Linked DNA regions of Homo sapiens: all the other regions are linked to region 1. The links are chromatin contacts, found by Hi-C or POLR2A ChIA-PET in ENCODE. All regions are on one chromosome and are shown on one strand. Each heading gives the region's core, a stretch centred on a gene start or an enhancer-like site at or near the end of the contact. The rest is flanking DNA. Distances are from core to core; before and after follow the strand shown. Region 1 holds the start of NMD3 (NMD3 ribosome export adaptor). Region 2 overlaps LOC124906300 (a long non-coding RNA gene). Region 3 overlaps LOC105374187 (a long non-coding RNA gene).

Region 1 (4,693 bases), core at 1,304-3,803:
ATTATCCCTTGTTGAAAATTGGAAAACCAAGAAAGAATCAATTAACAAGGCAATAGTGTGTCAATGGCAAAAACCAAAAAGAAAATCCTGTATCAAGAATATGTAAGATCAGTTTGTCTCTTTTTAATTCAACCACCTCATCTCTAAATACTAAGTCTTCAAAAATCTATTTATTCAGGGCATACAGAGGACCATAGCTTAGGTGAACAGTATGGTGTCACTACATTAAAAGACTACAGCTGTCTACTTATCTCTAATGAACATTTCTTCAAGTATATCTCTGGACTACACCAATAGAAACTAATATCTAAATCATTTCTAACAGAATCAGACGCCAATATACTCCAAAGGCAATTAAAAAAAAAAAGCATAAGGACTGCTGAAATATAAACATTTACCCATAGCAGAATTTTTTTTTTAACAGTATAGGAAGTCTATCAACATCTAGAGACTCAGTATAAATGACGGAACTATCATAATTCGAGATGTACTGGGGGCAGAAAAAGTCTGAGAACCCCTAATGTAGAACAACATTGTCCAAAATAAAAGTTCAATAATCTTCCATGTCCAATGGTAGCCACTAGCCACATGTGGCAACATGGCTAGTACAAACGAGCAACCAAGTATTTAATTTTATTCCATTTAAATTAATTTAGGAAACTTCCAACTTAAACTGCTTGGGGTTTATGTTGACAGAGTGGAGCCAGCGGTACCACCTGGAAAGAAAGCAGTTCCTGACAGAGCTAACCAGGCTCTTCCAGAAGTGCTGGTTGTCCGGAGGGAAGTATAATGGTCAAACAACCCATTCCAAGAAAGGGTTCTGTGAAGGGCTTTGAGCCCTTAGACAAGTGTCTGTTAAAAGCTACTGATAGAACAAGGAAGATCAGCACTATGCTGAGCTCCAAAGACATTTTCAGATGGCTTATTCAAACCCACTGAGCTAACTGATGGACAAGGGAAGAGTAAAGCATCACAGGGAAGGGGGCCAAATTTCCTGCTTTCACTAACCACTGAATTCCTATTTTTCCTTTGGTTTTTACTTTTGGCCACAAAGCTAGTTTCTCCATAGTTACTGTTTTCCTGTGAGATTAGGGTCATTCTAGACAGAAGGACTACAATGTTTACAGGGTAGTTGTGGTAAGAAGCCAATTTATTTTAGATTTAGCTAATTGGTCTGTGCTGAACGATTCCAGGATTATCGTTTAAAAGTCTCTGTAGTAATCTCTTTGAAGAGCACTGTATCATTAAACCTATTTAACAGCAAAAAAAAAAAAGTTAATTTGAACTTAAATGCAAGAAATTAAAAATTGATAACTAAGATTTAAGATGTTCAAAATTTAAAAATTACTACATTATAATCTCCAATAAAAATCAGGAAGTCATCCGAGCTACTCGGGAGGCTGAGGCAGGGAATTGCTTGAACCCGGGAGGTGGAGGTTGCAGTGAGCCGAGATCACACTACTGCACTCCAGCCTGGGCAACAGAGCGAGATTCCGTCTCAAAAAAAAAAAGTAAGTAAAAAGTAAATTTAAATAGCCACACGTAGCTAATGGCTACATATTGGACAGTGCCGATCTAAAAGGATGTATGGTAAATATTTTAACCCTCTTAGAGCTTATATTTACTAGAACAAGCTTTATAACCAGAAACTAATTCGATTTTCTACAGAAATAAGACTTCTATTTTTTCCCATTTATGACAATATACGCTCTTTCCCACCCACCCTCAAGCGTTCTCCATAGTGAGTTTCCCGGGCTCACTGAAGATTTTCACATTTAAGGGGGAAGGAAGAAGTGTCGCACTCACATGTGTCCAGGGCTGCGGTCGGTGGATTCTGCCATATACTCCATCGTTCTGTATGCCTTAAGTTCTTTTAAAAAAAAAAAAAAAAAAAAAAAAAAAAAAGAGAATGTTGGGATTTAAATCACTTTACCTAGTCTCCTCTTTTTACGTCTTCCTCCAGTCTCTCTGAATAATTAATATATTCACAGAACTTCGAAAAAGCAGGAAAGAAGGAAACCCAACTCCACTGGGTAAGTTCGTTAAAAAGAACTTTAAGATGAGGACCATGGGATTTCCTGAGCTTCCCAGCTGCAAGACCCTCGGGCCACCCAGCTCTGCCGCTGACCTCCATCTCACCTGGGCTCCAACCCTGGACGACCAAGGGCGAGGTCAGCTCGGGATTGTGGACGCCCGGGCCCTCCCGCTCTCCACCAGCCCAGGGACCGCACCGGACCACCGCGCCTCAGACCCACGCCACAGGAGTCTCCGGACGGCGTCCCGGCGCCCGAGGGCCACCCACGCCGACCCCCAACCCCGGGGCGCGACCGCACACGGGTTCCGGGCACGCGGCGCTCACGCAGACTGAGCACGGCCCCGAGGCCGGGGAGCCCGCCCCATCCGCTACTCAGGGGCCCGCGGCCGACAGCCCAGGTCTCGGACTCCGGAACCTACTTCGCGCCTCCAGACCAGCCCTGGATTTGCTGAAAACCCGCAACAAAATAGACCCCGGCTGTCCCGTCAGCTGCCAACCTGGCTGTCTCCGCCACAGAGAAGATCTCGCGAGCGAAATGCTCGAAATCCCGCGGCCCGAGTGACGTATTAAAAGGGACGGGGTGGGGACGAGGAAAGGGGCGGCACCGACGGGCGGAAGGGTGATGGGAGCGGCCTGGTGGCTGGGAAAGCTCGCGGAGAGAAGTCCCAGGGGCTCATTTGCCGTCAGTGACTGCTTTTCAGTTATCGTCTCGATTTTCCCAGGCCAGGGTTTACTCCAAACCAACCTCGCCCGTATATTAGTCTCTTTTCAGCTATCCCGACTGTGAGCTTGCTTCTTGATTAAATGATTATTTTATATAAAAGTTATCTGTAAACGGTACCTTATGCAAAGAAACTCCATCCAGGGCAGTGCCTTTTGTCTGTTTGGTTCACCGTCATATACAGGCCTGATGCCTGCCACATGCTAACTGCTCAAATGATTATTTGTTGAAAGAATGAAATGTAAAGCATAATTATCTGTGAAGAAGTCTATGCGATTTTTAGACAAATTATTAATTATGTGCTTCCGGATAGTGCATTTAATATCTTCTTATGACTGATTTATCCCTCAAACTTGGAGCAGCACAGACCGTGTCTAATCTGTCTCATGACAGCCTTTCAAATATTTGAAGAGTACAACCATTTTTTTTTCTAAATCCTCTCATCCCAAATTTCAAGGAATAAGCAAAGGCGTTTTGTAGAGGGTGATCAGAGACAGCCTCTCATCATTTCTTGCCCAGAATACTTAAGTAGCCTCTCGTCTGTTGTCTCTACTTGTAGACTTCAATTCATCCTTCTGAAATGCAGTTCTGATTTTGTCACACTCCCCTGCTTTTAATCCTTCAGTGGCCTCTGATTACCTTCAGCATTATTTCCAGTTTCTTTGTGTGGAAAGAAGACCTTTCAGGATCTGATCTCCACATATCCTGTCCTACTCCCAAGCACACGTACTCGCAAGCCATGAAGACCAACTGGCAGGTCCTCACAGAAAATAGTCTTCCTTTGCTTCTACCCGGGACTCGGCACTAAAGATTAAGCCTGAATTAGTTTCCTAGTGCTGCTCTAACAAATTATCACTGATTTAGTTGGCTTAGAAAACACAAATTTGTTCTCTTCCAGTTCTGGAAGCTACAGGTCTAAATAGATGGTGAGGGCTGACTCTGGAGGCTCCAGGAGAAAATCCATTCCCTGGCCCTTTCCAACTTCTACACGCTGCCCACATTCCTTGGCTTGTGGTCCCACATCATTTTGCAGTCAGAGTCTCCTTTTCTCACCCCCACCCCCCCGCACCCCTCTTACAAGGACACTTGTGATTTCACTGGGCCCAACCAAATAATCCAGAATAATCTCTCCATCTCAAGAAATTTAATCACATCTGTAAAGTTCGTTTGCCATGTTAGGTAATATATTCACAGATTTCAGGGAATAGGACATCTTTGCAGAGCCATTATCCTGTCCACCATACATCCTCTCTTTTCTGACTCCTTCGGTCCCTAAGGGCCAGAGGAGTTACATGCTCCTTCTGTATATATGGTTCTATGATAACACCTTTATACGAGGTATATGCCTCTATAATAGTGCTTTGAATTGGATCATAAATTTTCTACTCTGCATGCCCAGCAGTTTCAAAACCCTGGAGAGCAATTCGGGTCTTGTTCTTCTTGGTGCACCTAGCACAGCAGCTGACACAAAACAGACCCTCAATATATATTGGTAAATTAATTATCCATTTAATACCCACCACAACTCTGAAGAGACAGTGTTTTTCTCCCCGTTTTTTCTATTCACACTGCCTATGCCCTCAACCAAACACCACTAGGAACACAGCTGTAGTTAAGCAGCTTCTGTCTATTTATTACTCTTCGAAGTGAGCCCAGACACTCACCATGGATACCCTTTGGGTATCTCAGTAAGAGGGTGTTTAGAACAAACCTATCATAGGATTGGGGCTTTGGGCGGGTGTTTTCGGGGAGGCCCTAAGAAAATAGAGGTTTTTCTATAGATTGGATGCTGTCAGAAAGCAGGGGCAATTCTGTGATTGGATGTCTCAGTAAATCTTATTTACACAAAGGGAAGCAGGAGGATAAAGCTGCAATTAGCAAAGAAGTAGCAGTCACTCATTTTGGTGAAGAAAGGGAATGTTTGGTATTTTGTGGGT
Region 2 (4,693 bases), core at 589-3,088, 50 kb after region 1:
TATTATAAGTGAAATAAGCCAGACACAGAAAGACAAATATTGCATGTTCTCACTCATATATGGGAGCTAAAAAAAGTTGATCTCATAAAAAAAAGTTGATCTCATAAAAAAAGTTGATCTCATATGATAGATGCTAGAGGCTGGGAAAAGTGGGTGGGTGGGAAGGGGAATGAAGAGAGGTGGGTTAATGGTTACAAACACACCAATAAAAAGTTTAAGTTCCATTGTCAACAGTAGAGTAGAGTGACTACAGTTAACAACAATATATTCTGTATTTCAAAGTAGCTGGAAGAGAGGACTTGAATTGTTCCCAACACATAGAAATGATAAATACTCAAAGTGATAGACATGTCAAATAAATACCCTGACTTGATCATTACACATTCTATATATATAACAAAATATCACATATTATCTTATTACCCTATAAATATGCAAAATATTATGTAGCAACTTTTAAACTTTTTTTTAAAGATTGGAAAACTCAGTATTGGAAAAGACATAGTTGAAGGGCAAGTAGTAAACAATGAATCTATGTAAATGTAAAATGAAGGATCAAAAGCTGGGGTAGTAAAAAAATATATAAACAAATACAATCAGGGAAAAGGGGTAGGACTTAGCAATGACAGCTGGCATTTATTTGGTGTTCATTACATTGTCGGTACTGTTGTGTTACAAGAAAAACCTGGGGTGGGAGGGGTGGGGTGGGGTGGGGTGGGGTGGTGGGAAATAGTTGAGAGACCAAAGAATGACTTGGACAAGTCCGGCTTGGTAAGCAGATGAGTTAATCAGGACTTACACACAGGGCATTCCTGGGCAGCAGCAGGACAACTACAAGATCTACCCCACTGCTCTTCTCTAAACTGCTTTTAAGTTAATTTTCTGGCTCTTTGTCCACTATTATGTTTCCAGCTATGCTCCAGGATGTTTGGGTTCTCAAGGACACCTGCCCTTCTGCTGAGCACCAAGACCTTGGCTCATTGCCTAGCCTTCAGGATTCAAGCAGTAGACATAAACCTTTAACTAACCTGGTGGGGTCCTGCCACACTACATTTCCATATAGTAACTCATTCAATTTCACAACAACTCTTTGGGGGTAGTTACTGTTTTATCCTCATTTTACAGAAGAGAAAATAGAGACATAAAAATAGGTAATTTGCTTGTAATAAATAGGTAGTACATTGCTTATGATAAATAGGTAGTACATTGAAGAGCAAAGCCTTAAATGAAGGTGTTAGAATCTACAGTCTTAGCAACTATACCAAGATGCTTTCCACTAGGGGGACCAACTGTACTGGTTTTAGTGCAAAAATTCCCAAATCCCAAGGTACTCCTCACTCCTAGGCAAACTGGGATTGTTGGTCACCCTACCTCCCAGTATTAATCCTATTATCTTTCATAGCAGCAAAGCATTCAATGCTAAAATTAAAATGTAATTTTAAAAAACAGTAATGAACATAATGACTCCAAATCCTTAATAGTTTTTATAATCTTTTGTGTTAACCTTAGGAGATCTAAGACACAATCTCTCTTAATGGTAAAGAAGCATTTACCCAAAGTAGACAAATTTTTTCATTTTTAAATTCTGTGTTTCAGAGGATTTATTTATTTATTTATTTATTAGTTTTTTCAAAATTATTGTCTTTTGTGATGAAAAGTGCTTCCCATGCATTGGAAGGGGAAGTTTTAGAAGCCAAAGCTCCCCAAATAGATTGTAGGCTCCGGTTAGAAGGACGTAGCTATCTGAGGAGAAGCAGCAGCAACAGTTTAGAGTGAGCTCACTGGCCTGGGGATGGGCCAGAACCAAGAGCTCACAGATCAGGAGGCACTGAGGACAGGAAAGATGAGTCAGAAGCTTGGCTGGGTGAGATTTCAGATTTGCCAACAGAGCAAGTCCCTCATCTCAACTATTGACCTCTGGAGGAAAGTAGTTGCCCCCTTTGTGTGTCTGGGGAAAAACAATTTATTCAAGAGTCACAAAGTAAGGAAGTGGCCAATACTGTGCTTGGACAGAGAAAAAGTCCTACTAATTGTGACCAAGCTTAAAAAGTTGTAGATGTTAAAAAAAATTAAATCAAATAACATTTGCATGGTCTCTAGTAATGTACCTTGAATATAGGAGATCCTCAAAAAATGTTAGCTCCTTCTCCTTCAGTGGCATGGTAGGCCCCTTGGTGTTTGTAACAGTGCTTTGCAATTGGTAACGGCTCACTAAGAACATATTCCATGACTGTGAATGGGGCTGATGGTCATGACCAGATCATCCAGGAGATGACAATTGTACAAAACAATTTCCAGATTTATAGGACTGTCTTTCTCTATATCATAATCCCCTTTCAGCATCCCTTGAGTCCAATTTCTGTCTTCACCATCTTCTAGAGAACTGGGACCCTATTGTTTTATGGAATTTTCCAAACAGTAGTCCATGGGGCCTCTTCTTTTAATAGCATTTCAATGCTAGATTTCAGATTTGTTTCTCTTACACTGGACCCACACAGCACCTCTTTTTGCACACCAACTCTATCCCTAAGTGGACTGTTCCTCATCCTGCTCTGAGGGACCAGCCGTGTCACCCCATCACACACAGCTTGGACCTAGCAGAGGAATCCATCCTAACTATTGGACTGTGGGCTAGCAGCCCTCCAGAGCTGACAGAAAGCATTTTTTTAAAAACTAAAAATAACCAACTTGACCCAGCAATCCCATTACTGGGTATACACCCAAAGGAATATAAATCATTCTATTATAAAGATACATGCACATGTATGTTTATTGCAGCACTATTCACAATAGCAAAGGCAAAGACATGGAACCAACCCAAATGCCTATCAATGATAGACTGGATAAATAAAATGTGGTACATATACACCATAGAATACTATGGAGCCGTAAAAAGGAATGGGATCATATCCTTTGCAGAGACATGAAGCTGGAAGCCATCATCCTCAGCAAACTAACACAGGAACAGAAAACCAAATACTGCATGTTCTCACTCATAAGTGGGAGCTGAACAATGAGATCACATGGACACAGGGAGGGGAACAACACATACCAGGGCTTGTTGGTGGGGTGAGGGGAGGGAGAGCGTCAGAATGCATGTAGGGCTTAATACCTAGGTGACAGGTTGATAGGTGCAGCAAACCACCATAGTACATGCTCACCTATGTAACAAACCTGCATGTTCTGCCACATGTATCCCGGAACTTAAAGTAAAATAAAAATTTTTAAAAATAACAAACTTAACACTTCCCCATCTTCATATTCTTCTTCCTTCCTCCACTTAAAAATTAACTATTTAAAATTAACTATTTAAAAACCATGCTGCATTTTACTAGAAGTATTTAACATTTTGCCAACATTTTAAACTCTGATTATTATTCACACATTCCACAGCAAAGCTATACTATCTTTGTTAAATATAATGGTTATTTGTGTCCACTCATTTTCATGGCTTTTCTCCTAATTCAGACCATTAATACCCTTATGCGGATTCACTGATCTGCCTTGCTTCTGAAGGAGGATAGGAGCTCCAGCCCCTTCACCACATCCAATTCATCCAACTAGAATGCCCTAAGCATCTTCATGAAGCACAGATTTGATCATGTGACTCACCTCATTAAAAACCTCTGATGATTTTCCATTGTTGAAGAAGCTGCCTCTCAAGTCATACCTATCTTTGTAACACGTATGATCCCTAGTCGCCATAAACATTGGACTTCATTCTACACTCATCTGTAGGCCACCATTCAAAGTATTTCTGACATTTTGAGTATCTTCCAACCACAGAAGTTTTCCTAGACCCTTACCTCAATCTATCCCTCCTCCATACTCCAGTAGCACTTATTTTTTGTACCTGTTGTCACAATCTGTCTTGTGCTAAAATTATGTTTTTCACAAGAAAACATCAGCAAGTAAAAAATTATATATGTGTATACACACACACACACACACACACACTCACAGGTTCCTTCTATAAGACTGAAACCTAGGAGCCAGATTTGGTAAAAGAGCAGAGGAGGAGGCTTACAGAAAGCAGAATGAAGCAGAAATATGGCAGATCAAATGCCATGTAGTCAAAGAGAATAACAGAAGCAGAAGAAGAGGCTGTGTAGGTCAGGGGACAGGAAGGAAGAGAATGTTTGACAGCTCTCCAGTTCCCATGAGGCCTGCCTGTCTTCCTGCCATAGGTTCAATGAGACTTCTCTGTACCATTGCCCTTCACATAAGCAAACTGATGCTAGAACTGTCATTCCTTGCAACTAAGGAATCTCTTCTTAATACACCTAGCATTGTGCTTTGCTCATTAAATGTTTATTAAATTGAAGTGTTAAACAACATTACATTGAATAGAATTTCCTCAAGTTGAATTGGGACTGAGTAGCCTCTGCAATACAAGAAATGGGTGGACCATGCCTCCAGAATACAACACACCAATGTCTCATGCATGAGGGCTTCTGGTTGTTCCCACTGAACTTATCCTCCAGTACGGAGGAGAGGACTGAACTTTCCCCACTATTTCAAAATGTCTCATAAATTTTACATGAAAAAAATCAACAGTTACTTCTCCAGAGCAACATACATTTATTACCTATGCTATTAAAAATGAGTAATTCAATATTTTATATCTTATTCCAGATTTTCAGTAATTTTGAGGTTAACTTGATATTGATTGACAGAATGAACACCATTACTG
Region 3 (4,693 bases), core at 776-3,275, 42 kb before region 1:
ACTATGAGTATCAGGCCATTGCCTATAAAGAAAGAAAAGAGGACAAACATGACTAGGGAGGGCAAAGAGTAAGGGGTAAGTGGAACAACCCCAAACGAACTTTTGCTCCACCACAAATTTACCTAGAGTCAAAGTCTATCTATTATCACAGAAGGCAAAATGCCAAAATTGGAACTCTACCATCAGAACACAGATTTTTTTAAAGACTCTCTTTGAGACAAAGAATGCCACATTCCAGACTATTCAGTATCATCATCCCAGGAATCTAGTAACATTCCATGGGGACTTCTACAGCACTCTCTTAGTATAGAACACTCTTGAATCCACATGTACACTGATTTATCTTGTCCTTTGTTGAGTAGTCAGCCCATTAGCATTATTCTGGTCCAAATCCATAAACACAGGAAAACTACCAGACATATTTTCTAGTTCTTGAATATCTCCCAATAGTTTTTCTTCTCTGTATAGGTCATTTGTAGTTGTCTGTCCACAGGATTATTTATAAATAACATATGTGACATTATACACAATAAAATTCTCTGGAGGAAGAAAATAATTTACTGTGTGTTAAAACTGAACAGTCTGTGCTAATACTACAATATCAGACTTCTGTGGTTGACTAATTAGCACTGAGAGGTGAAGCCAGCTGGACTTCCTGGGTCCAGTGGGGACTTGGAGAACTTTTCTGTCTTACAAGAGGATTGTAAAACGCACCAATCAGCGCTCTGTAGCTAGGATTGTAAAACGCACCAGTCAGTGCTCTGTAGCTAGCAAGAGGTTTGTAAAATGCACCAATCAACGCTCTGTAAAATGGACCAATCAGCACTCTGGAAAATGGACCAATCAGCAAGATTCTAAAAGTAACCAATCGCAAGGAGGATTGAGAAAAGGGCATTCTGATAGGACAGAAACAGGACATAGGAGGGGACAAATATGGGAATAAAAGCTGGCCATCTCAGCCAGCAGCCAGAACCCACTCAGGTCCTCTTCCAGGCTGTAGAAGGTTTATTCTTTTGCTCTTCACAATAAATCTTGCTCACTCTTTGGGTCTGTGCCATCTTTAAGAGCCGTAACACTCACTGTGAAGGTCCATGGCTCCATTCTTGAAGTCAGCGAGACCATGAACCCACCAGAAGGAAACAACTCCAGACACAGCACTACTCATAAAATTTAACAATGTATAGGATTAGATGCACATTTGGCTTCTACAAACAAAATAAAGTCTTGACCAATATGGACAACTCTCTCTATAAGTTCTATTTACCACCTCTCCAAAGCCTTAAAAATCTGCTTGACTTCTTGCTTCATGAGTGGACTCTCAAAGAGTTATTTAAAGCAAAGCAATACCCACCCAAAAAGACCACTCATTTTTCAAAATTGTAGCTCAAATCAGATTGTACTACTAACTACATACTTGAGGACCTATGCATTGTGCTATATTTGTGCTGCCCTAAGGAAATATATAGCCTAGTTGGAGAGAAAGACATACATATAAAAATGTTAATGATAATAACTCAGGAGGTTTATAAAACTAACCACGTAGAACAGATTGTAACTGCTACAGAAGTTCATCTAACAGATCACTACAGACTGGGCTTCACCTAAAGTGAGCCTAGAAAACATTAAAAGAGAAAACATACCAAACATCAAGAACAGTAAGACTGTAAAAGAGGCAATCTCATAAACTGCATTACATGGTAGGTACGACCTTTCTAAAAAGGATTTTTCTATGTACTGAGATTCTTATATGCTCTTTGACACAGTAAATTCATCCTTACATATATATTCTCAGAAAATAATGAGAAATGAAACAAATTTTTATGGGAAAAAAGAAAAAGAAAAAACCTAGAAATGCCCAGCCACAAAAATTGTTAATTCAGTGTTCGTATGTCACAATATTAACTGTCTAATGTCACAACAATGCTCTGTATCAACCACAAATCCTCAGGGGCATACAAGTTTATTGCTCATGTGTCTGGGATGAGTTGGGGTTTGGCTAGGCAGCTCTACTGATTTTAGCTGTGCTTGCTTACATGTCTGAGGGTTAGCTGGCTTCAGGTGCGGCAACCTGGGTTTGTTCTCCCTCACTTCCTCTAACAGATTTAACTAAACATGTGCTCACAGCAATGGCAGAGGCCCGAGAGGAAACATGCAATCTCTGAGGCTCAGGCTCAGAATTTACACCTCATTCTAATCTCCAAAGGTCAGAATAAAAGTAAAAGGGCACTACAAAGTGACATCAGAGAAAACAATCTAACAATGCATCTTAAAGAACTAGAAAAGCAAGACCAAACCAAATCAAAAATTAGTAGAAGAAATAATAAAGATCAGAGCAGATATAAATGAAATTGAAATAAAATACAAAAGATCAACAAATGGTTGGTTTTTCTGAAAAGATAAACAAAATTGGTGACCTTTTAGCCAGACTAAGAAAAAAAAAAGAAGACCCAAATAAATAAAATCAGAGGTGAAAAAGGAGACATTATAACCAATACTGTAGAAATTAGAAGGATCATTAGAGACTACAATGAACAAGTATGTGCCAATAAATGAGAAAACCTAGAAGAAATGGATATATTCCTAGACACATAAAACCTAGCAAGATTGAACCATGAAGAAATCCAAAATCTGAACAGACATATAAAAAATAACAAGATCAAAGCCAAAAAGTCTCCCAGCAAAGAAAAGCCTGGGACCTGATGGCTTCACTGCTGAATTCTAGCAAACATTTAAGGAAGAACTAATACCAATCCTACTCAAACTATTCTAAAAAATAAAGCAGGAGGGAATACTTCCAAACTGATCCTATGAGGCCATTATTACTCTGATGCCAAAACCAGACACACATAAAAAGAAAAAAAAAACTATAGGCCAGCATCACTGATAAATATTGATCTAAAAATCCTCAACAAAATACTAGCAAACAAAATTCAACAACATATTAAAAAGATCATTCATCACGACCAAATGGAATTTATCCCAGGGCTGCAAAAATAGTTCAACATATGCAAATCAATCAACGTGATACCCCATGTTAACAGAATGAAGGACAAAAACAAATGATCATTTCAACTGATGCTAAAACAAGCATTTGATAAAACTCAACATCTGTTCAGGATAAAAACCCTAAAAAAAATTGAGTATAGAAAGAACATGCCTCAACATAATAAAAACCATATATGATAGACTCACCACTAGTATCATGCTGAATGGGAAAAAACTGAAAGCCTTCCTTTCCTCTAGGATCTGAAACACAAGGATGCTCACTTTCACCACTGTTATTTGTCATAGCACTGGAAGTCCTAGCTGGAGCAATCAGGCAAGAGAAAGAAATAAAGGACATCCAAATTGGAAAGAAAGAAGTCAAATTATCATTGTTTGCCAATGATATGATATTTTAATCGGAAAAACCTAAAGACCACCAAAAAACTATTAGAACTAACTAACAAATTCACTAAAGTTGTAAGATAAAAAATCAACATATAAAAATCAGTAGCATTTCTATAAGCCAACAATAATCTGAAAAGGAAATCAATAATTTCATTTACAACAGCTACAAATAAAATTAAATACCTAGGAATTAAACAAAGTGAAAGATCTCTACAATGAAAACTATAAAAAGTTGATGTACTTTGTAAATTGAAGAGGACACAAAAAAATAGAAAGATATCCCATGTTCATTAATTAAAAGAATCAATATTGTTAAAATGTCTATACTACCCAAAGCAATTTACAGATTCAATGCAATCCCTATCAAAGTATCAATGACATTCTTCACAGAAATGGAAAAAAAAATCCTAAAATTTACATGAAACCACAAAAGACCCAGAATAGCCAAAGCTATCTGAAGCAAAAAGAAGAAAATTGGAGGAATCACATTACCTGCTTCAAATTATACCACAGAGCTATAGTAACCAAAACAGCATGGTACTGGCATAAAAATAGACACAGACCAATAAAACAGAAGAGAACCCAGAAATAAATCCATATATCCGCCATGAGCTCATTTTTGACAAAGATGCCAAGCACATACATTGGGGAAAGGACAGTTTCTTTCCCCAATGCTGGGAAAACTGGATTATCAATATGCAGAAGAATGAAATTAGACCCATCCTACCACATACAAAAATTAAAAAAATGAATTGAAGACTTAAATCTAAGACCTCAAACTATGAAACTAATAAGAGAAAACATGAGAGAATCTCTCCAGGAGATTGGTCTGAGCAAAGATTTCTTGAGTAATACCTCACAAGTACAGGCAACCAAAACAAAAATGGATAAATAAGATCACATAAAATTAAAAAGCTTCTGCACAGCAAAGAAAACAACGAAGTGAAGACAAAACCCACAGAATGGGAGAATATATTTGCAAACTATCCTTCTGGAATTAATAACCAGAATACATAAGGAGCTCAAACAACTCTATAGGAAAAAATCTAATAATCCAATCAAAGTATGGGCAAAGATTTGAATAGACATTTCTCAATATACATTTCATATACAAATGGCAAACAGGTGAAAAGGTGCTCAACATCACTGATTATCAGAGAAATGCAAATCAAAACTACAATCAGATACTATCTCACTCCAGTTAAAATAGCTTTTTTTCCAAAAGACAGGCAATAACAAATGCTGGCAAGGCTGTGGAGAAAAGGGAACCCTCGTACACTGCTGTTGGGAATGTAAATTAGTA

What was found. A loop is a pair of places that touch in the nucleus more often than their neighbours do. ChIA-PET counts read pairs that join two places held with the same protein, here RNA polymerase II (POLR2A). Pooled maps may share reads with other maps.
Region 2: a pooled map shows a loop between it and region 1 (2.8-fold over the local background). The contact joins the enhancer-like site here to the promoter of NMD3 in region 1. A Hi-C loop is called at or near these places in 1 of 168 maps with a recorded cell type or tissue (MCF 10A) and 4 of 50 pooled maps. POLR2A ChIA-PET finds 5 or more read pairs at or near these places in 3 of 52 experiments (OCI-LY7, WTC11 and activated CD4-positive, alpha-beta T cell).
Region 3: a loop to region 1 is called in a map of PC-3, with 2.1 times the contacts of the local background. The contact joins the enhancer-like site here to the promoter of NMD3 in region 1. A Hi-C loop is called at or near these places in 7 of 168 maps with a recorded cell type or tissue (HepG2, IMR-90, MCF 10A and 4 more), 2 of 37 single-sample maps with no recorded cell type and 10 of 50 pooled maps. POLR2A ChIA-PET finds 5 or more read pairs at or near these places in 9 of 52 experiments (AG04450, H1, HEK293 and 6 more).

The regions. Positions count from the first base shown.
Region 1 is chr3:161,219,171-161,223,863 of GRCh38, reverse strand. It overlaps NMD3 (NMD3 ribosome export adaptor), which reads right to left and starts at 2,553. Exons shown (of 16, transcript NM_015938.5): 1 at 2,455-2,553; 2 at 1,807-1,870. The coding sequence starts at 1,850. It also overlaps the pseudogene SRP14P5. RefSeq lists a silencer at 2,191-2,390 and enhancers at 2,310-2,811, 2,871-2,980.
Region 2 is chr3:161,168,441-161,173,133 of GRCh38, reverse strand. The region is part of intron 1 of LOC124906300 (a long non-coding RNA gene); the gene reads right to left. Among named protein-coding and RNA genes, the nearest start is that of NMD3, 51 kb to the left of the region's middle. Within about 2 kb of position 1,838, at least 4 of the 41 ENCODE cell types and tissues checked have a DNase peak (open chromatin) inside an H3K27ac peak, as active enhancers do.
Region 3 is chr3:161,260,568-161,265,260 of GRCh38, reverse strand. It overlaps LOC105374187 (a long non-coding RNA gene), which reads right to left. Exons shown (of 2, transcript XR_007096151.1): 1 at 1-4,693. Among named protein-coding and RNA genes, the nearest start is that of NMD3, 42 kb to the right of the region's middle. Within about 2 kb of position 2,025, at least 3 of the 41 ENCODE cell types and tissues checked have a DNase peak (open chromatin) inside an H3K27ac peak, as active enhancers do; they include IMR-90 and PC-3, where a contact is called at or near this core.